Regions from separate parts of the Homo sapiens genome. Here region 1 is linked to region 2. Evidence: chromatin loops called from intact Hi-C (ENCODE). Cell type or tissue: stomach. All regions are shown on one strand. Each heading gives the region's core, and the rest is flanking DNA. Links, peaks and the distances in the headings are about the cores only.

Evidence for each region. Peaks named below come from ENCODE experiments on the same cell type or tissue, not always from the same donor. Only the 100,000 strongest peaks of a DNase experiment are listed, where the experiment ranks them.
Region 1: it touches region 2 in a loop (2.3-fold over the local background); 3 of 110 quality-filtered maps call a loop at or near these places.

What each region holds. Positions count from the first base shown.
Region 1 is chr3:177,058,262-177,070,847 of GRCh38, forward strand. It overlaps TBL1XR1 (TBL1X/Y related 1), which reads right to left. Exons shown (of 16, transcript NM_024665.7): 3 at 6,659-6,761. The coding sequence starts at 6,716. Among named protein-coding and RNA genes, the nearest start is that of TBL1XR1-AS1, 27 kb to the left of the region's middle. In stomach, for the core only: no CTCF peak of the experiment used is centred there; no DNase peak of the experiment used is centred there.
Region 2 is chr3:177,172,792-177,185,377 of GRCh38, forward strand. The region is part of intron 1 of TBL1XR1 (TBL1X/Y related 1); the gene reads right to left. Among named protein-coding and RNA genes, the nearest start is that of TBL1XR1, 18 kb to the right of the region's middle. RefSeq lists a silencer at 8,690-8,984. In stomach, for the core only: no CTCF peak of the experiment used is centred there; a DNase peak (open chromatin) is centred at 5,330; H3K27ac peaks cover 420 bases.

The DNA.
Region 1 (12,586 bases), core at 2,335-10,334, 110 kb before region 2:
CATCAAATGCTTTCTTGACTCCAACTCTGCCCTACAGATCCAGATTTTAGAAAAGGTAAATAGGATGGGGAAAAAATGACACAGGGGATCTTTGTTATTGAAGAGCTAGATCTAGTACTGATACACTAGCTATAAAATTTCGTGCCCTAATTTTGCCCTTAAAAATACATGTAACTATGAACATTTTATATAAATAATACTTTCTGAAATAATTTTAATAGCATCATAATATTCAGCCAGTAAATTATTCACGCCATAGCTGGACCTTCGAACTTTTCCAATGATCACTATTTTAAAAGAATATTACCTCAAATATCTATATGTATAGGCTTTTGCCATGTACAATGTGTGTTGTTTTTTTCTCCTTAGGATGGATTCCCTCAAAAGCTGAAGGGGATATAAGCATTTTAAAGAAGGTTTTCATCATTGCCAAATTGCTTTCCAAAAAGATTATTAATAATGCCAAAAGCAATTTCCATGTTTCCTTATACTCTCGCTATGCTGGCTAGTCCTAAAAAACATTGAACAAATTCTCTGTTTGGCAACTATTAAAGGACCATTGTCCCTTTGATAAGTGTGCTAGCAGGAATGTGTAATACGAATTTCCTGTGTCAGCAAAAAATGGTAATTCAGCTTACAAAAAGAGGAGAAAAACTTATTTGGGAAAAAAAAAGAATTGTAATTATCAGCATTTATGACAACTGCTTGCTGTTTATTGTCAATTAGTCATGGATACAACCATGTGTGTAAAATCAAGGTTATTCTGTATTTCATTTGATTATAAAACAAAACTATATACCTACTTGCACTTCTGTAGCTGGTCATCTACTGATAAAAACTAAAAGGCAGACTGAAGGCGGACATACCAGACGCTGAGCTCTCTTCACTGCAGTTCTTCATGACTAGAAGCACATTACTGATAACCACTTCAACCTGACTCCATCGAATACACTGGTAATGTCTGTTCATAAATGGCACTGGGCATAAGGTACATAGGAAGGAATGGCCCAGTTACCTTTATCTGAGTCAACAAAGAAACTGCACTGTAATATTCATTAGCCATTACAGACCTAATGTGAAACTGCTACAATGAAACAAAAAAATGAATGAATGAGCTATATGTTACATGGTAGTACAGGTCAGAGCTTTAATGTTATACATAAAGGTTAGTTTGTGCCTACTGTGATCACGTTTTCTAAATTAAAAAATAATAGTATATGGTTCTGACTTGTGATTTTACAAATATAACATTTGAAGTAATAATCATCTCAAAAAACAAATGGTATGGTACAAGGCCTGTATTTCTAAGGAGATGGAAAATCCCATTGAAAAAGTTAGGGGGAAAAAATGGAGGGAGGGAGGGTGCAAGAGAGATAAGGAGATCCTTCATAAACCAAACTCTTGAAGCCTACATGTATTATCCTTCTTATATATCATCCTGGTTAATATTGTCAACTTGATTGGATTGAAGGATACAAAGTATTGTTCCTGGATATAATTGTGAGAGTATGCCAAAGGAGATTAACATTTGAGTCAGTGGACTAGAAGAGGTAGATCCACCCTCAATCTGGGTGGGAACCGCCTAATCAGCTGCCAGCACAGCTAGGATAAAGCAGGCAGAAGAACATAGAAAAGACTAGATTTGCTGAGTCTTCCAGCCTTCATCTTTCTCTCGTGCTGGATGCTTCCTGCCCTCGAACATCAGATTCCAAGTTCTTCAGCTTTTGGACTCTTGGACTTACACCAGTGGTTTACCAGGGGTTCTCGGGCCTTTGGCCACAGATGGAAAGCTGCACTGTTGGCTTCCCGCCTTTTGAGGTTTTGGGACTTGGACTGATCCACCAGTGGCTTCCTTGCCCCTCAACTTGCAGACAGCCTATTGTGGGTCTTTACTTTGTGATTGTGTGAGTCAATTCCCCCTAATAAGCTCCTTTTCATATATACATATATCCTATTAGTTACGTCCCTCAAGAGAACCCTAATACAGATTTTATATATTTCCTTCTTATATATCACCTTTCTTAAAAATGGAGACAGTATGCAACATCGGTTATTTTTAAATAAATTTTTAAAAAGTAATAATATTCAGAATCACTATCTAGAAAGTTACTCATTTTAGTAACAAGGACATTTTGATTTTGCAATTCCAGTTAAGTCGTTCAATTATAAGATGCAACTGTTTCATAGCTTCCAACAGTCAAGTACAATATAAATGGAGAAGTTACAGAGCTCTTAGACATGTAATAGTTAAACCTAGTATCAAGAATTCTTTCCCTAAAGCAAATATACAACTGAAGCTGGATAAAATGACATCTTCTTATAGAAAACAGGTTGTCTTATAAGAAAACCAGGTGTCAGAAAGTTCAAAAATAACTGCCAGAAACTATTCAAACCACAACTGCAAATAACTAAAGAAGTCAATGGTGACGCAAAAGGTGGGGGAGAGATTAAAAAGGTCCAAACCAGCTTAGTGCCTCTAAAATTAACACTGTATCAGGTTCTACTATATGCAACTTGGCATGTACCACTAAGTATTTATCTGCATATGGTTGCTAGATAAGTTATTAGGGCAATGAAATTAATGCCCCTGGGCAAACACTAATTAAAGGAACAATACTTTTGAATCAAGTTAATCGTTACTTACAGTATTATATATTAAATACGCTCAGTTTTCAAGTCATCTCTAAAGAGAAAAAAATCATTTTATTCCCTAGGAAATATTTGTTGAATAGGGAAGTCCACTTCATAAAAAGGCAGAATGGTGAGGACCAAAGTAATTTGCGTAGGGTGAACTTTCTAGTGATAAAATTGCAAAAAATAAAAGTTACAATAGTTAATAAAAACCCTACAATAAATATATTTTTCTTTAATTAGTTTTGATGAGTCTGAGGGATGGCTTATTTAAAACAGAGATGTCCATCAAATATTTGAGGCTGAATATCACAATGTAAATCCCTTCTCCACAGCAACGTATTTTATAGGTGAGAAAAATGAATCTGAGAATTTATGTAATTTTGGAGGTGGGAAACTTTCAACAGATAGTATCTTATAGTATTGACAACAGTAAAAAATATTTAAGCCTAAAACAATTTAAGTGATTTTCCCCCTGCAGATAGATAACACAGTCAACACTGAACAATATGCAGAGAACAAATGTTAAAAGTTCTTACATAAAAAAAGTATTACTAAACCACATATTTATCAAAACATAAAAACTTTCATAATGTGTTTTTGGACAGTCTTTGATAATGAGACAGGCCAGGCGGAAATTTTAGTTTTGCTTTTTGGAAGTCTTCACAAACCAGTCCTTTGAATGTCCCTGCACAAATACTTCCTTTGCCACGATGTTCCTTTTCTGCTGTCTCCTAATCCAATTCAGTGCTCTATTGCAGGGAAAGCAGCAGTATAAAGATTCCAGTTTCTTCGGTATTACTTTAGATCTTTCAAGAAACATAGTTATAACCTAAGAGTAATTTATATCGCATTTCTTAGATACTGAATGACTAATTCTCAATAAGTATCATTTGTAGGTTGTGGTGATAAATATGATGAATCCCCAAAACAACCCAGACATTACTGTACTTGGTGATTCTGAATTAGGACCTATTGCAAAAGTAGCCACATTTAAGTATAATTGGAGATCAGAACCAAAAAAAAGCTTTGGAATAAGTGGCAAGTGCCCAGATCTAAAGCTACTATGGGCATTTGTTATGAGTGAGATTCTGAGTTCTATCTGAACCCTGTCCTGAGTTCACAGAACTATAACATTCTCAAACTCTCTTCCATATCCTATTTCTGGATGCAATTTCAAATAAATATCTCATGGCACCCTTTAAGACATAAAAACGCCTCATTATTTCTGCTATCTCATTATTCCGCCTGACCCACAAACACAAATATACACTTTCAGTGGCAGCCCCTCTTTAGGATATGCTCTCATAGCCCAAACCTCAGCAGATGTACATGTATTCCATGTTTTCTACTTTATCTTGAATACTCAGCATAATTTTTCTGTCAAGATATTGTGAATATGCTAAATGCTTGCCAATTGTCTTGTCAAGTTCTAATTGTCCTACAACTAATATAGACCAGTGGCTTTCAAACTTTATTAAGCCAAAAGAATCACCTGGGGCATTTGTAAAATGCAGATTCCCAGGCCCCACTCAGTGTGACTCTGATGCAGGTAGTCAGAGGCTCAAACTTCAGAATTCTTAACATAAGCAGTTCTTAAATTTATGGCAAGTTGCAGTCCTGGGAAAACTGCCATAAGTCAAAATGTCATCAGTTGAGTCTGATCTTTCCCTATAAATCATAATGTAAACAGGAAGTTACAATTTTTACCAAGGGACTGATTTTCACATTTTTAGAGATGTGATTTAGCATCACCACTACACTGTAAAGTCTAAAACTTTCTAAAGAATACACAAAGGACACCTAAGAACATACTAAACAATTATGGAGAACTTGATATATCAGTCTACCATACAAATTTTTTTTTAATTCTTGGTTTATTTTTATTTCAACATAAAACACCTTAAAACATGGAATTTTGAAGGGTTTTTTCTCTAAGAAGAAAAGCAAGTTTAAGAAGACTTTTGGGCCGGGTGTAATGCCTGTAATCCCAGCACTTTGGGAAGCCAAGGCGGGCGGATCACCTAAGGTCGGGAGTTTGGGATCAGCCTGACCAACATGGAGAAATGCCAACTCTACTAAAAATACAAAATTAGCCAGGCATGGTGGTGCATGCCTAGAATCCCAGCTACTTGGGAGGCTGAGGCAGGAGAATCGCTTGAACCCGCCGCCGAGATCACGCCACTGCACTCCAGCCTGAGCAACAAGAGCAAAACTCCGTCTCAAAAAACAAACAAACAAAAAAACCCACAACTTTTGATAATATTTAATCTACTCGTTCAGAAATTAACCGAGAATATTATTTTACTGCTCCTTTTTACTGTTTTCTTACAGTAACATCAAGTATCAATTTGTGGACTTTTGTTTAGAAAAAGAAAAATATTACTGCTCTCATTAACACCACTGAACGACAAGGTAGTGCTGAGCTATTCAACTGTTTCTAACTTCCAAAAGCAGTAATTTTATATGGCTCAACCTAAATAGTTGTCTTTACCATACACCAACAAGCCTTTACAATATATTTCCCATCTACTGATCCTTCACAATGGTTTTTGCTCCAGTGTCCAAAAGTCTCAAAGCTCTGGCTTAAAAGGTGATTAAATTTAAAAGCAGAAAGAAGAGTTTGCTTTAACCCAACAAATTTTTTCCATTTGGGTTGAAAGTGCTACACAACTTTCAAACACAAGTATTTGAAATTGTTAAACTTGTTTACAAGTTACATACGTAACAATCACTAGTCACTACTTTTTCACTTTATTAATCATTTTATCTTATTCAAAACATTCTTTAGATCTGCCTTCAGTACCAGTCTACCAGTTTAAACAAAGAAAACAAAACAAGAGCTATTAACTTCAAAGCTTCATTATAAATTATTCTCTGTGGGCTTGGATACTAATCTCTCTTTCCCTCCCTGTCCTTCTGGACATCACTTTCACAGCTGTTACACCTCAGAGAGGGGCAGTGATGGTGCTTGGGAATAGAAAACCCCTACCCCCAAAAAATGCTCAGCACTGAAGAACAGCTGGGAACATCTCAGCAAGCAACAGGCTCTCAGACCGAAAGCCATGTTTGTATTCCTTGCATAGGAAAGGACAACTAACTATGCCATACAAGAAGAATGATTCAAGTCTCAAAACCATAAACTGGGGGCTCAATATTCTACAAGCTTAGACCTCTACTTTATCCTTCCATCCTCCCTCACACTTGACTACCAAAATTATCTTTTTTATGGGGCACCTCACCTTACTGCTAAAACATTACAGTAACTTTAAGGTATAATTTCTAAAATTCAATCTCTAGACCATGACATTTAAAATCACCAAATGCTTTCATTTTTTAGTAGCAATCGGCATTTCCATTGCAATTAATCTTTCTCACCATCCTATACCTCCACCCATACCCAACCATGTTCCCTCTTCTACTTTTAAATTTTTGCTTAATCCATCCACATTTCCCCTTGCAGTATTCCTTCTGTTTTATCTATCAATAAAACTTGGAAGATCACTGATTGATTTAATATTAGTTGCAAATGGCTTTCAATGATTTCTATTTATAATTACTCCCATTACAATAATAACAATTCAGATCAAGGATACACTTAATTCAAATAATAATTTTGAAAGCATTCTAGGAAAATACTGTTAATTTAATTTCCAAAATACTAACTACAATTAGGACCAACAACATTTAATTGAGAATTCTGGATATACATTATCAAACTGATGGTGGCTAAAAGTTTTTATGTTCCTACTACATATGCAATAATCTCACCTCATAACAGATTATAAAAATGGTCTTTGAACAACGAAAGCCAAACTGTTACAAATAATTGCCTTGTTTGCAACATATTTGAAAGAGTCAGAGAGTTAAACCATGCAGTAAAACATAGCTTTAAAATGGCAGTCCAGACATTAAGAAAACATACAAAGTTCAACGGTTTGGACTGATACAAATTTCAAATGCATAAAAGATTATTTTGAGAATATTAAAATAATTTGAGGCCTATTTACTTTATAAAAGTACTCACCTGACTCTTGCAAGTATCTATATACCAAGAAGTTGACCTCATCACTGCTTATACTCATCTTTATTCCCACTTAAACCATGAGGTCACAACACAGGATATAACCCTAAAAATAAAACAAAGTTAATTATTTTCTCAGTAAAATATTTTTAAACAAGATGTAAACAATGTTGTAAAAACCATTTGATTTTATTAAATGATGTAAAACGAAGGTTCTACATTGCCTAATAATAAAACCTGACAAAGTTGCTTCCAATAGTTAGGAAAATGATTATACAACCAAAACATGGCTGGTGTTATTTTTCTTCAAAGTAACATACTGGCAAAAATAAAACAAAATTTTTTAGAGGGCTTTAGCATAATATTTTAATGATTTTATCAAATAGCATAAAATGTTGCTCACTTTTTCTCCTTAACTGTAAAAAGAAGTAAATTTTAAAAATAAAAAATATTAGTTATTTGCAAGAAGGCTGATTTAGTTAAAAAAGAATATCAGTTACTTGGGAAAAGACCATTGGGTGGGGTAGAACCATGAGTTATCCACTCCAGTTTTATCTATGAAACTTGGCAGGATATGAAGTCTCTATTTTCTCACCATCTCATCTGTAATGTTCAAGTCTCAAAAAGCTCTAGGTATGTATGAGATAGGCTGGAATACAGTTCCCAAAACTCAAATGATGCTTTCTTACTGGACATACTTAAACCTTAACACGAAGTGGGGGAAAAAAGAAAACTGAGGCATGACTCAAATATATCTAATTATACTTATTTGTCCTCATGTCACAGAAATGACTGAAAGGAGAGGTCAGGAAACTTTTATATAAAGAGCCAAACAATAAATATTTCAGGCTTTATCAGCCATACAGCCTGTTACAATTACTCAATTCTGCTGTGTGGTGCAAAAGCAGCAACACACAATATGTAAACAAACGAGTGTGGCTGTGTTCCAATAAACTCAACTTATGGACACTGAAATTTGAATTTCATAATATCATTGTATCATAAAGTATTATTCTTCTGATTTTTTTTTCCTAAGCACTTATAAAAATGTAAAGACCTTTCTTTGCTTGTGATTCTTATAAAAGGAAAGCGAGCTAGATTTGGTCCACAGAGTGTAGTTTGCCAATTCCTCTTTAAAAATGATATATTCACATCTATTCAGCATAAAGAAATATCTAACGTGGAACTATGCTGGTTGTCCTGCCACATCATGGATTTCTTTATGATACAGTTAGCAGATTTTTTAAAAAAATCAAAAATTAACAAGCATTTGAGTAGGCTACCAGGTGACAAACTGCTACTGCCCTACATTGAGGACAAAGTGGTGACTAAGTACCACCCATCAAGCTTGTCATAGGGAGAAAGACAAATGGGAGGCAATGACAATTTTCTAGTGGACACACACAGAAGAAGCCCTAACTAAAGTTAGCAGTCTAGGAACACATTTAGAAGGAGTGTCCTTGGTATTCAGACTAAAGGAGGGGCACGAAAACAAGGGTGCTTGGGGAAGGGAGGGAGTGAACAGAAGCATCCCATGAGCTGCAGCAGGTGTGGAAGGAATGAGTGAGGACAGAGACGAGTAAGGCTTGAAATGCAGGCAGAAACTATATTCAGGAGGACCTTCAAGGCAGCACTAAGAGAAAACAAATCCATTAAACAGTTTCAGGAAGAGCAGGGAAAAGCACAGACTATAAAGAAGCTAGATTGGAGTAAGAGGAATTAGGGAGCCAAATTAGGAAAATATTGCAGTAACTCAGGAGAAGACTAAATCCTGGACTGTCACAGAGGAACACTGGGGTTCCAAAAATATTTAGAAGGTAGACTCAATGGTAACTGACTGGATGCATAGTTGAGGCATAGTTGAGGAAAAGGAAAGAATCAAAGGTTTCTCTCTGGACAACTGAACGGTTGGTACTGTCAATTACTGAGATGGGAAACCACAGAGGAAGAGTGACAATTACAATATCTTCATCTAAAGAAAAGGTACCCTCTTCACCAAAAAAATTAATTCAAAGAGTACAATTAACTTTATATAACCTGAATGTTTATTACATGCTTAATGGAATAAGTCAAATACTCTTTTGAGGATACTGGCCCAGGGCACTGGTCTAGATGTACTATAGTACACTAGATGGTAAATGTTCTGGCAGGACACCTTCCTCAACTTTAGCCTAACCACCAGTAAGGTGCGGTATTGTGCTCGGCACACATAGCAGGCACAGTCAATTCTGAAGGCATGCTAAATTGAATGACTTTAAAAACAAAACATCCAACCCCATCCATGATAAAATTATAAGAAATTAAATCATAATTTGATCAATCATGAATATGTTTGTCACGGGGAACAATTAGCAACTATTTTATTTTTAGGATTTCCCAAAATGAGATGGGCTAGGTGGAATCCAACTGAGACAGACTGACAAAGAAACAGTAAATTTTCTTTTCCCCTAATATCATTCAGTCCAAAACTTGGATGAAAGTATCCAACCTGCAAAGGTTTTTCACAATGCTCATTCTGATTAGCAAAGGCCATCAATTTCCCAGCTGAAACTAGTAACAAGTGATGCTTCCAGCACCACCTAATGCATTCCAGGGCAAAGAAAAATACAAATCAAAATGATATAAATTATTGCTTTTAAAAATTCCTGCAATAAATATATATTGCTGGTATATTTTTAAGTCATAATAAAAAATACCAAATAAGAGCAGGAAAGTTATCTGTCCAAACTGCTATAAACTGATTATTTAATTGATCATAGTGCTATATTAGTTCCCGGCAATTAAGTTTTTTTTTTAAAGGAAAAAGACCTTGAAAGGCTTACTTCTAAAACAACTTAAAAGCCTATGTGCCAAAGAGTGAAATTAGAGAAAATGCCACTACTTCATGAGTGGACTTAATAAGGCTTTGCAGAACTTAGAACTTGTCCATTATGGTTTATTTATATAGCCAAATGAACGCTCTAGGATGTGATGTAGTCTTCCCCTGCCCGCATGAGTACTAAATACTAGGAATCAGATCTCAAAGAGTACACAAGAAGACTTACCACTATAGTTCCTCCATTCTGGTATCTTTTAGAACAACTGTCTTTAAACTAGGTCACAAAACAGCACTGAGACACTCATCCAGTCTTTACACTTCACCACCCAGGTATCAGGCCTGATGAAGAGTATATCATGCATAAATGAAGTCCTGCCCTCAAAGAGCTTATGGCTTATTAAATAAACAGGATATTCAAAATAGACACTTCCTAAATTCACAAAGGATTTATTTGTATATTCTACCTGATCATATTTACTCATTCTTAAATATTAACTGAGATCCTCCCAAAAATTAGATCTTTGTAACTTTCCTCCTCTCAGAAATCACTTGTATACTCATAAAAGCTTTTATTTAAAATTCCAATCACTTATAGGCAATCAACTACTTAATTCAAACCATAGCTATATTAATGTAGCCAAAAGCAAATCCAAAATTAGTCTTAATATTTAGCCAATTGGTGGCTATATTCAAAAGTTCGCTTAATATTGTAAATGTTCACCATGAAATATCATTTTACTGCATAACTTTGTAGCCAATAATTCAGCAAATATTACAAAAACACAGGACTAGTGAGGCAATCCAGCTACGACTATTCAGTGAGCTGAATATGTACAGCATTTTCAGCATCACAAAACTCAGTTCAGCATATACTCGCTGGACAACTACTGCTCCAAATATTTAATCCTCTCCTAGTTCTCCTACACATCAAAGTACTACTTTAAATGTCACCCTCAATCAAGACAGACAGCATATTCTTTTCTGATTCCATTCTTGAAGCCAGGGCCCAACTGTGATCCTCGATTACATAATTTTAAATCTAGATGACTGAAAAAAACAGTGAAAGAGTTATGGACACAAAGAAAGAAATAAGATTATCTTCTTAAATCTCCTAGCTATAGCACATTTTTAAGAGATCTGGACACTCTTTGCATGATCTAAAGTCAAATGTGTAATCGAAATTACTTTATCTTACAAACATAACTTAGTCCAAAACTAAAGTATAATTATAACTTAGATGTGACGAACTTAAATTACTTTTCCTTCTCTCTTTCATTGGAATCCAGAGCTCGGATGTAAATTAAAAATAACATCTTGGATGGCCTATATGATTTTAGACAAGTGATGCAAATTTTCTGGGTCTCTGTGTCATCTATAAAATGAGAAAATGGAATCAGACAGTCTCCTCTACTTCTAAACTTCAAAGACGTGAGTCAGTATATGTCACAGAGTTGTATATAGGAACCTTGCAAGCTACCTGAGAGTATGAGGTCATAAAGCAATTTTTAAGAAAGCATTTTTATAGGCCTAAAAAATGTATTAGAAGACCAAAATCAGGGTCAGATCTCAGACAGACATCTCCAGGAATCAGGAAAAGGGAAAACAATAAGCTCATCTCATTAAGAAATATTTCAGTACCTACTGCACATGATGTTTATTAAGACTTATCAACCTTTATAAACACCAACATATAAAGACATAAAAAAAACAGTACACCAGCTGGGCATGGTGGCTTACACTTATAATCCCAGCACTTTGGGAGGCCAAGGCAGGCAGATCACCTGAGGTCAGGAGTTTGACACCAGCCTGATCAACATGGTGAAACCCCATCTCTACAAAAAAAAATACAAAAAAATTACCCAGGCATGGTGGCGCAGGCCTGTAATCTCAGCTACTCGGGAGGCTGAAGAATGAGAATTGCTTGAACCCGGGAGGTGGAGGTTACAGTGAGCCGAGATCGCACCACTGCAGTCCAGCCTGGGCAACAGAGGAAAACTCTGACGAAAGAAAAGAAAGAAAGGAAAGGAAAGAAAGGAAGGAAAGGAAGGAAAAGGAAGGAAAGGAAGGAAGGAAGGAAGGAAGGAAGGAAGGAAGGAAGGAAGGAAGGAAGGAAGGAAGGAAAAACAACACACCAAATCAATTATTCATTAGTTAACTGAGACTTCTAGTATCAAACTGGTTTCAACTGTGATCTAAGCCAGGGATCTGCAAACTACAGCCTGTATGTCAAATTCAACCTGTCACCTATATTTGTATAGCCCACAGGTAAGAATGGTTTTCACAAAATGCTTTTTTAAAAAACAGAATATTTGTTGTTTATTTGATGATAGGGAACACTGACTCATAATCTCAATTAAGCAATTTTTTAAAAGTCTCAGCAAAGCTCTTGAGGCTTGAAAGCAGTAAACTAGCATCCATTATATGATGAGTCACTTTGATTTAAGTCCAAGAGTCATTAGCTACAAATTTATTTCTTTTTATACCCAAAAGACCTCTGATGAGCTGCCTCATTGCCCACAGACATTGACTTCAACTTCCTAAATGTATAAAAGTGATTATTTACACAGATTATAACTAAGATCCTTCTAAAACATAAAAATACATATCCTAGGAAATAATAAATATGTATGGAATAACTGAATAAATTACAGTCAAGGTATATCAACAGGGGAACAAAGAAGGACAAGAAATGAAAATGCTAAGAGATAAGAAGATAGGTCATACTTCTGGTACATATTTTCAATAACTAAGCAGTAATCAGTCACAGAACTTAAGGTAAAGCAATGTCAGTCTGGCAAAGAATTAGAAAGTCAGACACGAAAAATAAAAATTGGCCAGGTGCGGTGGCTCACATCTGTAATCCTAGCACTTTGGGGGGCCGAGGCGGGTGGATCACCTGAGGTCAGGAGTTCAGGGCCAGCCTGGCCAACGTGGCGAAACCCCATCTCTACTAAAATACAAAAATTAGCCAGCATGAGGCAGGTGCCTGTAATCCCAGTTACTCAGGACGCTGAGATGGGAGAATCGCTTGAACCCAGGAGACGGTAGCTGCAGTGAGCTGAGATTGCACCACTGCACTCCAGCCTGGGCAGCTAAGCAAGACTCCGTCTCAA
Region 2 (12,586 bases), core at 1,688-9,687:
GGACAAAACTTTCAAGGAAAAAAATGGCTATCTGCACAGCCTCAAAGCATCTCCCCAAAGTATTTCTTAATTACCACAGTGGTTTTAACATATTTCTTTGGCCAGGCGCGGTGGCTCATGCCTGTAATCCCAGCACTTTGGGAGGCCAAGAAGGGCAGATCACCTGAGGTCAGGAGTTCAAGACCAGCCTGAACAACAAGGAGAAACCTCGTATCTACTAAACACAAACAAACAAAAAATACAAAATTAGCCGGGCGTGGTGATGCATGCCTGTAATCCCAGCTACTCCGCAGTCTGAGGCAGGAGAATCGCTTGAACCTGGGAGGCGGGGGCTGCAGTGAGCCGAGATCGTGCCACTGCACTCCAGCCTGGGAAACAAGAGCAAAACTCCATCTCAAACAAAACAAAACAAAACAAAACACCATATTTCTTAATTACCGTGGTGATTTTAACATATGTCCACAAATTTTCCATGCTTTTCCCTCTAGTACGTAGAACTTAACATCCCTTTGCCTTGCATGAGGGCTAGATTAGTAGACTCACTTCTAATGAGCAGGTTGAGAAGCGAAAAACAGTAATTTCAGAGCGAAGGAACTTGGCACACATTACCTTAACCAAGAGACAAGATTAACATCACCAAGATTAAAATATACCAATAAGTGTCCCCTGTTTGATATGATGTGATGAGACAGGCACATCAACTCTATGGTATTGTACCCATAACCTCAGTCTAATCATTACAAATATCAGACAAACCAGTACTCTTCAAAATTGTCCAGGTCATGAAAAAGGGGAAAGACTGAGAAACTGTCACAGGTCAGAGGAGACTAAGGAGAAAACTAAATGCAACATGAGAACCTGGATTGGCTATTGGAACAGAAAAAAAGACATTCGTGGAAAAAACCGGAGAAATCCAAATAAAACCTATAGTTTAGTATTATACCAATGTTCATTTCTTAGGTTTGATAAATACACCATGGTTAGGTAAGACTGTAATACTGAGGAAGCAGTGTGAGGGTACACTGGAACTTTGTACTAACTTTGCAACTTTCTGTAAATCTAAAATTATTTCAAAAGTTAATATTTTTAAATTATAATCAGTTATACATTTAATCCAGATTAACACTCCAATGTTATCAAAGAAATTCTAATGACTTTTATATTAATGTAAAATCTTTAGAAGTGTTGTCAAAATATATGAAAAAGGGACTAATCCGAAATTCAAAAATTACACCCACTAGCAACTTCATGAACTACTTATACCAATCGATTTTTCACGTGACTATTCTCAAATAAGCATCTAATTTATTTATCCCTTGGTTAAGGTTATTATGATGACAGGCCGGGTGCGGTGGCTCACGCCTGTACTCCCAGCACTTTTGGAGGCCAAGGCGGATCACGAGGTCAGGAAATGGAGACCATCCTGGCTAACCAGTGAAACCCCGTCTGTAGTAAAAATACAAAAAAATTAGCCGGCCGGAGTGGCAAGCACCTGTAGTCCCAGCTACTGGGGAGGCTGAGGCAGAAGAATGGCGTGAACCCAGGAGGCAGAGCTTGCAGTGAGCTGAGATAGTGCCACTGCACTCCGGCCTGGGTGACAGAGCGAGACTCCATCTCAAAAAAAAAAAAAAAAAAAAAAGGTTATGATGATGACAAAGGATTCCTCATTCTCAATAGCAACTTCCCATAACACACCCTCCTGCTTTAGCTTTTGTCCATTAGCTATTCAGAAGCAAATTAATTCCCCATCCCAACAAACTCCCAATCTTCATACTCCTGTTCCCCAGAAAAAGAGGAGCAGTAGCAAGCCAGAAAGGAGACCCGGATGCTTAGCTCTTTTCAATACCACTCTCTTATGAATCTCCAATTGCATTTTTTGCAGAATTCAGAAACATGAACTAGTTTGCAATACTCCAAGAATTACTGGTGTCATTCACACCTATTACACTACTACCAGCTCAACTTTCTCCCCTGTCCAGAGCTAAGGCCCTTCCCTCCCAAATCCTCATCTCATCCTTCACACACTACACATCCAAGGTTGAAACATAATCCTGCCGTTCCGTTTAAAATCCTTCACTAGTTCCTATTACGGTCAGAAGAATGTCCTTAGGCACAGCAAAGAAGTCACTTTATGATATGAGCCCTGCTTACCAATTTCCAGCTCCTTCTCATCATTTACCAACTTAAAAACTGTACGCTAGACATAAACAAAACTGTTTGCCAGAAAAGACCAAACTGTTTGGCATCTTTATTCCCTGACACCTGCCTTCTTCTCATGTCTTATTTTTTATGGTAAATTATTTTAATGTACACTGGTTCTCAATTAGCACTTAATATAAGCAGCTCCTGAAACTTATTTTAGTATTTAGAAGATTATAAATGTGAATAACATTGTATTGTACTACTTAACAAACACAGTTTTAGTACACAATTTCCAAGACAAAGCAAAATAAAAGCTTAGCTGCTGAAGAATTGGCTTTGACATTCAGGAATCATACCATGAAAATAAAGATATTAAAGGAAAAAAAATCATTCTCAAAAATGTGTTTGGTGATATTATTTTAATTCTCTCTTCCATGAAACAGAATGTAACAAATGCACCTGAACTCACAAGTTTAATGAATAAAATAGAAGTTTCCTCTTCAGATATCTAAAAAATATTTTGAGACTAATGTATTCAAAATTGAGAACGTGCCTGGAAAACGCAAATGTTTTAAGAAAAACCAGTGCAGGCAGAGATCAGTATTGTACACACTCCCTGTAATTTGGGTGAACACACTTAATTTTTTAAATTATATATGCAATCATAGGGTTAAAGAACATTAGGTCCAGAAAAAACCTCTCAGAGATTCAACATAACGTGTTAAGGATGAAGCAACTGAAATCCAGAAACAAATATCTTAAGTCACAAAAGGCTTATTCTACATGGCAACCCATTTACTTATTTTGGTGACCTAATGAAGCATTAAAATAATAAGTTATTCAGGCCAGGCGCGGTGGCTCATGCCTGTAATCCTAGCACTTTGGGAGGCCGAGGCGTGCGGATCTCGAGGTCAGGAGATCGAGACCATCCTGACTAACACGGTGAAACCCCATCTCTACTAAAAATACAAAAATTAGCCGGGCGTGGTGGTGGGCGCCTGTAGTCCCAGCTACTCAGGAGGCTGAGGCAGGAGAATGGCGGGTGAACCCAGGAGACAGAGCTTGCAGTGAGCCCACATAGCGCCACTGCACTCCAGCCTGGGCAACAGAGCGAGACTCTGTCTCTAAAAAAAAAAAAAAATTAATTAAAATAAACAAATAAATAAATTTGCAGCACTGATATCTGGGGGAAAATTTAAAAAGTAAAATAAATAAAAATCAATAAAATAATAAGTTGTTCAGAATATGTAACTTGTTAATTTTCTTGTTTTTTGTTTTTGAGATGGAGTCTGGCTCTGTCGCCCAGGCTGGAATGCAGTGGTGCGATCTCGGCTCACTGCAACACCTCCGCCCCCTGGGCTCAAGCGATTCTCCTGCCTCAGCCTCCCGAGTAGCTGCGATTACAGGCTTGCGCCACCATGCCTGGCTAATTTTTGTATTTTTAATAGAGACGGAATTTCACCATGTTGGCCAGGCTGGTCTCGAACTCCTGACCTCAGATGATCCACCCACCTCGGCCTCCCAAAGTACTGGGAATACATGTGTGAGCCACTGGTTAATTTTCTTAAATGCTAATATTATTTAAATGTTTGATTATGGCTGGGCAAGCTGGCTCACACCTGTAATCCCAGCACTTTGGGAGGCCAAGGCAGGTGAATCACCTGAGGTCAGGAGTTCGAGACCAGCCCGGCCAACATGGAGAAACCCTCATCTCTATTAAAAACACAAAAAATTAGCCAGGCGTGATGGCGCATGCCTGTAATCCCACCTATTCAGGAGGCTGAGGCAGCAAAGTCACTTGAACACGGGAGGCAGAGGTTGCAGTGAGCCAAGATTGCGCCACTGCACTCCAGCCTGGGCAGAAGAAAAACTCTGTCTCAAAAAAGAAATTTAAAAATTAGCTGGCTATGGTGGGGCACGTCTGTAGTCCCAGCTACTGACGAGGCTGAGGTGGGAGGATTCCTTGAGCCCAGGAGGTCAAGGCTGCAGGAGGCAGTGATCGCACCACTTTACTCCAGCTTGGGCAACAAAGGGAAGCCATCTCAATTTTTTGAAAAAGGAAAATAGCAGGGCTGTTGACAGAGATTACTGGTAGCATCCAAATGGGTCTGGTTCCGGTTGCTCCTAAATCCCAGCTGACTCAATGCTCTTCCCAATCAATCAGTCCACTTTTGGATTCCATATGCCAATGCCAATGAATACCCTTTTTAACTTAAGCCAAAAGTTTGCATGAAGTTTCTATCATATAACTAAAGGAGTTCTGACCCATGCACTTTGGGAGTCCAAAGCAGGCGGATCACGAGGTCAGGAGTCCGAGACCAGCCTGACCAACACGGTGAAACCCCATCTCTACTAAAAATACAAAAATTAACCGGGTGTGGTGGCGTGCGCCCGTTATCCCAGCTACTCAGGAGGCTGAAGAAGGAGAATCACTCGAACCCAGGAGGCAGAGGTTGCAGTGAACCGAGATTGCGCCACTGCACTCCAGCCTAGGCGACAGAGCAAGACTCCATCTCAAAAAAAATAAAAATAAAAATAAAACATTAACTTCTCATTTATGATTATCATCAGTACAAAGCACATTTTCAGATTGGTCCATCAATTATCCATTTACCCGTTTTTTCTATTATTTGACTCGATTGCCATCTTTAAGTATGGCACTCACATATGTCCCTGGGCTTCCAAATTTCAACATTTAGTAAAACCTCTTCTGACCCTCCCCTAAATGCTAACCTTTTAATAAATTATTTCCAGTACTCTAATTATAAGGATGAACCAATTTAAGACTACCAGCTAATCATGAAAACATACCTAAGACAACAATCCACTCAACTATTTATTACGAACCTGCTAGGTCCTGTTCTAGGTAGCTGCAGACAGAATGACACATAAAATAGAGCCCCTCCCTGTTCTCATGCAGTTTAAATTCTGGAGGGACGTTTAAAAAAAAAAACAATGATCAAAGTTACTTCAGAGAGACAAAACTGCAACGTGGAGAATAAGGGTCTGATGGCTGAAAACTGCCGCGGGTGGGCAGTAATTTCAGTGTAACCTCTCTGAGGTGTTGGCATTGGAACTGAGAGGGAATGACATAAAAGAATCAGCTATATAACAATCTCAGGGCAGAGTATGAGGCAAAGAACAAAGTAATTAAGACGCTGAGACAGGAATAAGCTTGTTCAGTGGGTGTGGAGCTGGAATGGCTGGGCACGGTGAACAAGGTGAAACAAGATAAGGTTTGTGAGGTGGCCAGGGGCCAGATCGCACAGCAGAGTTTGGGGAGGAGGGACCCTCATAGGCTAAGATGTTTGAACTTTATACTGAGTGTGATCAAAAACCCTTAAAGGAAGGGGAAAGAGAAGAAAATGACATTTACTGGGCATCTAATATAGTACCAGATTTTAAAAATAAGTATAAATGTTTCTTCTGTGCACTCTATAAAACAATATAAGCATTCCCGGAAAACTTGACTTTACACAGTCACATGCTAAAAGTAACAAGCACTTTATGAGAAAAAAAAAGGAAGACCATCCCTATGCCACTTTGTAACCAAAATATTAACAAAGGCAATGTGAATAAAAATACAAATAAAAATGTTTAATATTAAGTTCCTAATAAAGATACAACTTTCAGGTGAAGGAAGCACACTAAGCAGGTAATTCCAGCACTTTGGGATGCCCAGGCAGGCGGATCACCTGAGGTCAGGAGTTCGAGACCAGCTTGACCAACATGGAGAAGCCCTAATTATACAGGAATCCAGCGATCTATTGGAAAAATAAAGGAGATGGGACCATATTTTAAGACAAGTTGTGGAAAAGGTTCCAGGATCAAACTGGGTAGGGTATAAATATTCTTCACCCATGGAACTGCTGTGGTTTCTTTTCTTTTATAACCTGATTATCAGTCAGGCGCAGTGGTTCACGCCTGTAACCCCAGCACTTTGGGAGGCCGAGGCTGGTGGATCACCTGAGATCAGGAGATCGAGACCATCCTGGCTAACACGGTGAAACCCCGTTCTACTAAAAATACAAAAATTAGCCGGGTGTGGTGGCGGGTGCCTGTAATCCCACCTACTCGGGAGGCGGAGGCAAGAGAATTGCTTGAAGCCGGGAGGTGGCAATTGCAGTGAGCCAAGATCACGCCATTGCACTCCAGCCTGGGCAACAAGAGCGAAACTACGTCTCAAAAAAAAAAAAAAAAAAAAAAAAGATACTTGGGGCTGTGAAGAGATGGGGGAGAATCGCACAACAACCCCCTCCAAAAACTTCAAAGACTAAAAACATGGCCAAACTAGGCCAACAGGAAGAATTCACAAGTGGCCACCATGGCTTGTTTCATTCAGCTCTTAGTGTACTTTGAGCTCGACTATTGTTACCTGATGCAAAACATGAATATGCTGGGGAAAATCACGTATGAACCAGAGCAATCTCCTTGTTGTACTGACATAATTCTCGTATTTACCAATTACATATGAGCCTATTCCGGATACAGACACACGCTGGAGCACAACCAAGTATTCTTTTAACTTACGGTATCTGTTTTATTCTAACTAAATTCTTAAGAGATAAGTCATGGCATTTTGCAAATATGGGAACTGAAGCTCAAGAGAGGCAGGTAAAATGTATCCAAAGTTTCTCCCAGGAGTGAAGCTAAAGGTTGCAGAAGTTATTCCTAAACCCAACCTCAAAGTTGCAACTACTCTTGGGAGGGCTTCAAACCAAGACCTTTAAATTCTACCATGTGCATTCACCATATTTATCAAAGACCATTAGCATGCTGTTATGGTTCCTGTCATTACCAGTTCTCACTTGTAACAAGTCACTTCTATGTTGATTTGTCAGAACAAAGGAGCCAACCAACCGATATATCTACTAGCAAAATACACATGAATCATCTGGAAGAAAACGCAAGAAAGGCAAATGAGGCTAGATAAAATGAGGCAGCTAGATTCACCAGCATATCTGACACAAAAAAGGGAACAAACCAAGTAGAGAAGCAACAAATTAAAAAACATACCCACTACAGGCTGGGTGCAGTCGCTCATGCCTGTAATCCCAGCACTTTGGGAGGCCAAGGCAGGCAATCATGAGGTCAGGAGATCGAGACCATCCTGGCCAACATGGTGAAACCCTATCTCTACTAAAATACAAAAAATTAGCCAGGCATGGTGGCACGTGCCTGTAATCCCAGCTACTTGGGAGGCTGGGGCAGGAGAATTGCCTGAATCCGGGAGGCGTGGGTTGCAGTGAGCTGAGATCGTGTCACTGCACTCCAGCCTGGTGACGGAGCAAGACTCCGTCTCAAAAAAAAAAAAAAAAAAAAAAGCATACCCACTACAAGAAACAGAGCCCAGAGATACAAAAGATTAAAGTACCTACTTTAATCTACAGACAAGTAAACAAAGGGTAAAAAAGGGAAAAGCCCATAAATACGTTCATTCCCCCCCCCCCCATTTAATAGTACCTTGTCTGTTTTAACAACATTCAGAGGAAAACAAAAATGTTACTCATTTAAATATTACTCTCCTTGGAGTTTTTTTAATCTGCTGACGACTTTTTTAAACTTTTATTTTTAAATATTTTTTAGAATATCACTAAAATACTGTTGCAATCATTTTAAGTTCAAAGTTTTAAAACCGAAAATCCTATATTCTCTGACAGTAAATTCTGGTTTCTAGAAAGTAGCTCAAAAACAAATGCGTCATCCTCTACTTTGGAAGGTTCCAAATGATAACAGAATCAAATCTACCAAGACCCCTCATCCCAACCAAATGTCTCTAAATACCAAGATCTCAGATTACCCTGGAATTTTTTTTTTTTTGAGACGGAGATTTGCTCTTGTCACCCAGGCTGGAGTGCAATGACATGATCTCAGCTCCCTGCAACCTCTGCCTCCTGGGTTCAAGGGATTCTCCTGCCTCAGCCTCTGGAGTAGCTACGATTACAGGCCACCACGCCCTGCTAGTTTTTTGTATTTTTAGTAAAGACGGGGGTTTCACCATGTTGGTCAGGCTGGTCTTGAACTCCTGACCTCAGGTGATCCACCCACCTCGGCCTACCACCAAGTACTAGGATTAGAGGCGTGACCCATGGCACTGGACCCCAGACCCGCTATCCTGGATATTTTCATCAGTGAGCTAGAAGTAGAGGATGTTGCCTCAGCTCACTCTGACAACTCGGTGTTGCCATCACCTACTCCCATTTCTTCCAACTCTGAACCTCCTCTATTCTCCAACTCTGTCTTGTCGCAACTCATTGTCATTAAATGAAAATCTGAACTGGCGCAGGTGTAATCTCAGCACTCTGGGAGGCCACGGTGGGTGGATCGCTTGAGGCCAGGTGTTCCAGACCAGCCTGGCCAACACGGTGAAACCCCATCTCTACTAGTAATACAAAAATTAGCCAGGTGTGGTGGCACACGCCTATAATCCCAGCTACTCAGGAGGCTGAGGCATGAGAATCACCTGAACCCGGGAGGTGGAGGTTACAGTAAGCCAAGAGCATGCCACCACACTCCAGCCTGAGTGACAGAGCCAGACTCCGTCTTAAAAAAAAAAAAAAAGAACGCCTCTGCCAGCCTACACTCAACAGTAGAAAACACGGGAAAATACAAGATGTCCCCATGCTAGATTGTGATAGATTCCATGCTAGCAGATCAGGAGAGGAGGAGGTCGGAAGAACCAATCTGGGCCACAGAATCACTTGTGCAACTGGTTTAAAGAGACAAAGGACACAGAGTATACACATCCTTTGACCTCTGAGGGAAAACCACAGTCAAAGAGAAGGGCAGCAGTAGATGTATGGACTGGGTATGCAAGACCATGAATCAGAAAAAAAGCCAGGCAAGAATCATATGCCAGTATCAGGTAAACGTAAGGGTTCAAGTTAGGAAAAAAAAAAAAAAACACACACATGATGAAGGGTCTAAAGAGACTGCAGAATACATAAATATCAGGAAGAAGTGGGCAAGCCCAAATAACACCCCAATTCAGGTTTAACTGCTACGGTCAGGCCAAGGTCTTTGAATCTTTTACCCACATTTTGAGTATATTCCTTGTTTCCCCTAGCAAGTTCTACACTGTTTTCAAGCCAAAAGGATTCTGCAGATGACAAAAACCAAAGAGCAGGGTGCCAGGTTATCAAGCAGACCCTCAAAATTCTTACAGCACAGCCAGTCCCAGTGGCTCATGCCTATTGTAATCCCAGCAGTTTGGGAAGCTACAGCAGGTGGATCACTTGAGCCCAGGAGTTCAAGACCAGCCTGGGCAACATAGTGAGACCCCCATCTCTACCAAAAAACACAAAAATTAGCCGGGAATGGTGGCGTAGTAGTCCCAGATACTCAAGAGGCTGAGGTGATAGGACCACCTGAGCCCGGGGAGTTCAGGGCTGCAGTGAGCCATGACCGTGCCACTGCCCTCCAGCCTGGGTGACAGAGTAAGATCCTGTCTCAGAAAAAGAAGAAAACTCTGACAGCAGGAACACAGTAAGTTCTAAGGACAATTAATTTGTGAAACTGGATGTATCTCCTTTCCAGTTTTGTATATGTGAATCACTCACAAAAGCAACAAGAGTCTACTGTACTAGCAAACGTATACCTCAGTCAGAGCCTCATAGGATTCAACTCAACAATGGAAAGGCTAAAGAGTGCCAGGCACTGTACCAGATGCTGAGGGTCAAGATGGGTGAGAGAGACCTGTTTTCAAGGAAGGATCTCTGCCTAGTGAGATGAGGCAACAAATAACTCTCAATCAAGGAGAGGCCTGTGCTAGAAACACATGACTAGTGGTCATCATTGGCAAGGATGTTAATTTAAGACTGTCACGGAAAGAAGCCTAATGCTTAATCTTCAATCAAATAGTGTAACTTCATGCAGGCAACATGTTATGGCATGTAAATTTTTTTAAAACAATATAATTATCCAAACTTCTTCTCTAATGGGATATAAGAAACTTTATATAATGGTCATTCTTCTAAGTACTGTCCTTTATGAGAAGCATTCAGGGTTCCTAAGCTACAGCTGTTCAGATTTTCCCTCCAAAACTCTTAAATTTACATTTAAGAGCAATCAAAATTCCTTATCATTTGTATCTTACTTCTTATGTATGCCTTACAAAATTGAGGCACCATAACTTCAGAATCCTCATACAGCTTCAGAATACAACCTAAAGACATTAGCACCAATAAATGTAACTCATCCATGCTCTGTCATTCAGAACGTCGACGTTTCTGAGTACTGACTCTAAATCCATAAAAGTAGAAAAGTACAATTCTATACTCCTTTGAACGAGTATTTTCTAAATTCACTGAATAAAATTAAGTAATAAAATTCATTTAGGTTTATAAAAGCATGTTTTTAAATGAAGAGTACAGAAAATGTGTGTGCATAAGTTCCTGATAACCCTTCAGTTATTTCTGCATGTATACATACCCTGTGTTGTGCCATATGGATTTTTAGTGAGAATCCATGTTAACGTTTGTGTAAAATTTAACATATATATTTGAAGTGACTGATAAAGCAGTTGTCAGTTGTCAACCAGAGCAGTGTTGCCTGGAGAAAAGTAGGGATTCCACTCCGGAAAGCAAAAATTTTTTTGAGACGGAGTTTCACTCCTTCACCCAGGCTGGAGTGCAGTGGTGCGATTTTGGCTCACTGCAACCTCCGCCTCCCGGGTTCAAGTGATTCTCCTGCCTCAGCCTCCGCAGCTGGGATTACAGGCACCCGCCACTACACCTTGCGAATTTTTTCCTCAAACTCCTGACCTCAGGTGATCCACCCACCTCAGCCTCCCAAAGTGCTGGGATTACAGGCATGAGCCACTGCGCCCGACCAAAAAACTTTATTTTTAAGAAAGGTACAATCTTCTTTTTCTTGAAACATCTAATCGGCCGGGCATGGTGGCTCACGCCTGTAATCCCAGCACTTCGGGAGGCCAAGGCAAGGTGGATCACCTGAAGTCAGGAGCTCGAGACCAGCTCTTCACCACAGTAACATACTGAGAGTTCACTGCCAAAAATGAGACAAAGACTCTCCTACCTAGTCTCCTGTTACTGCTGAGAAGAGGGCCATGACAGTGCCCTCAAAGGAAGGCTAGTGTCAAAGTCACAGTGCAGCACAATTCTGTGCACCAAAACAGGTGCTCCCTTTCTCTGAGGTTGCTCCAGTTGAAGTTGAAAATGAGCACAACTAGAAGGCAAGCCCCTTTACTGGTAAACTAAATAGCCAACAAAAAGCTGCAAGTGACACAATTGCAAATGACACCAACTGCAACCAAAAATAGCATTAAAATCTAATATATCTGTCACCTTGACATCAATAACACATACATCTAAGTTTGTAAGTCATGACAGGATCGGTGCAGTATCAGAAGCCATAGTTCCACAAATCCCATTGTGCCAAATACTATAATTATTAAAGTCAACCACTATGAGAACCCCAATATTCACCTAATGTCCAAACCCTTGGCAAAGCAATACCTTTGAAATAAGACAAAATGTAGTACTTCTGGACAACCAAAACCTCCTAAAGTTTGCACTAAATTATTTTCTAAGTATCAAGCTTGGATAGGATTCAAAATTCACCAGTTGGCCAGGTGCGGTGGCTCACGCCTGTAATCTCAGCACTTTGGGAGGCAGAGGCCAGTGGATCACCTTAGGTCAGGAGTTCAAGACCAGCTTGTCCAACATGGTGAAATCCCGTCTCTACTAAAAATACAAAATTAGCCAGGTATGGTGGCACATGCCTGTAGTCCCAGCTACTCAGGAGGCTGAGACAGGAGAATCACTTGAACCCTGGAGGCAGAGGCTGCAGTAAGCCGATCGCACCACTGCACTCCAGCCTGGATGAGACAGAGCAAGACTGTGGCTCAAAAAAAAAAAAAAATCATCACTGATTCACCACTGGTCTAAGGACCCAGTCATGAAACAGAAACAACACTTGTTAATCATACCACTACTCTAATTCTGCCAACAAGTCTGAAAAATGAAAATAAGTGTTTACAGAAATATACAGTTACAGCTCTTTAAGAACTGACTGAAAAGCACAGGAGAAATTAACATCATTTTCCCCCTTCTTTTGACCATCCTATCCAAATCCAAAGAAATAAAGTTTTTAAAAGCTTAACCACATGCCTCGATTTTTCAATTTTTTTTTCAAAATGGTAATAAGAACATCAACAGTTCAAAAGGTTACACATGAAAATAAGTCTCTCTGACATCTGACTACATAATCTACCTACCCCAACAGCATTGTTATCAGTCTCTTCCACAGCTTTCTAGAGTCACTCTAAGCACACACAACAAGCATATATAAATACACACATACTCATACACACTGTATTGCATGTGTCCTCCTTTCCAGTCTTCTACCCCTTAAGTTAAAATAGCAGCCAACCGGCCAGGGGCAGTGGCTCACGCCAGTAATTCCAGCACTTTGGGAGGCCGAG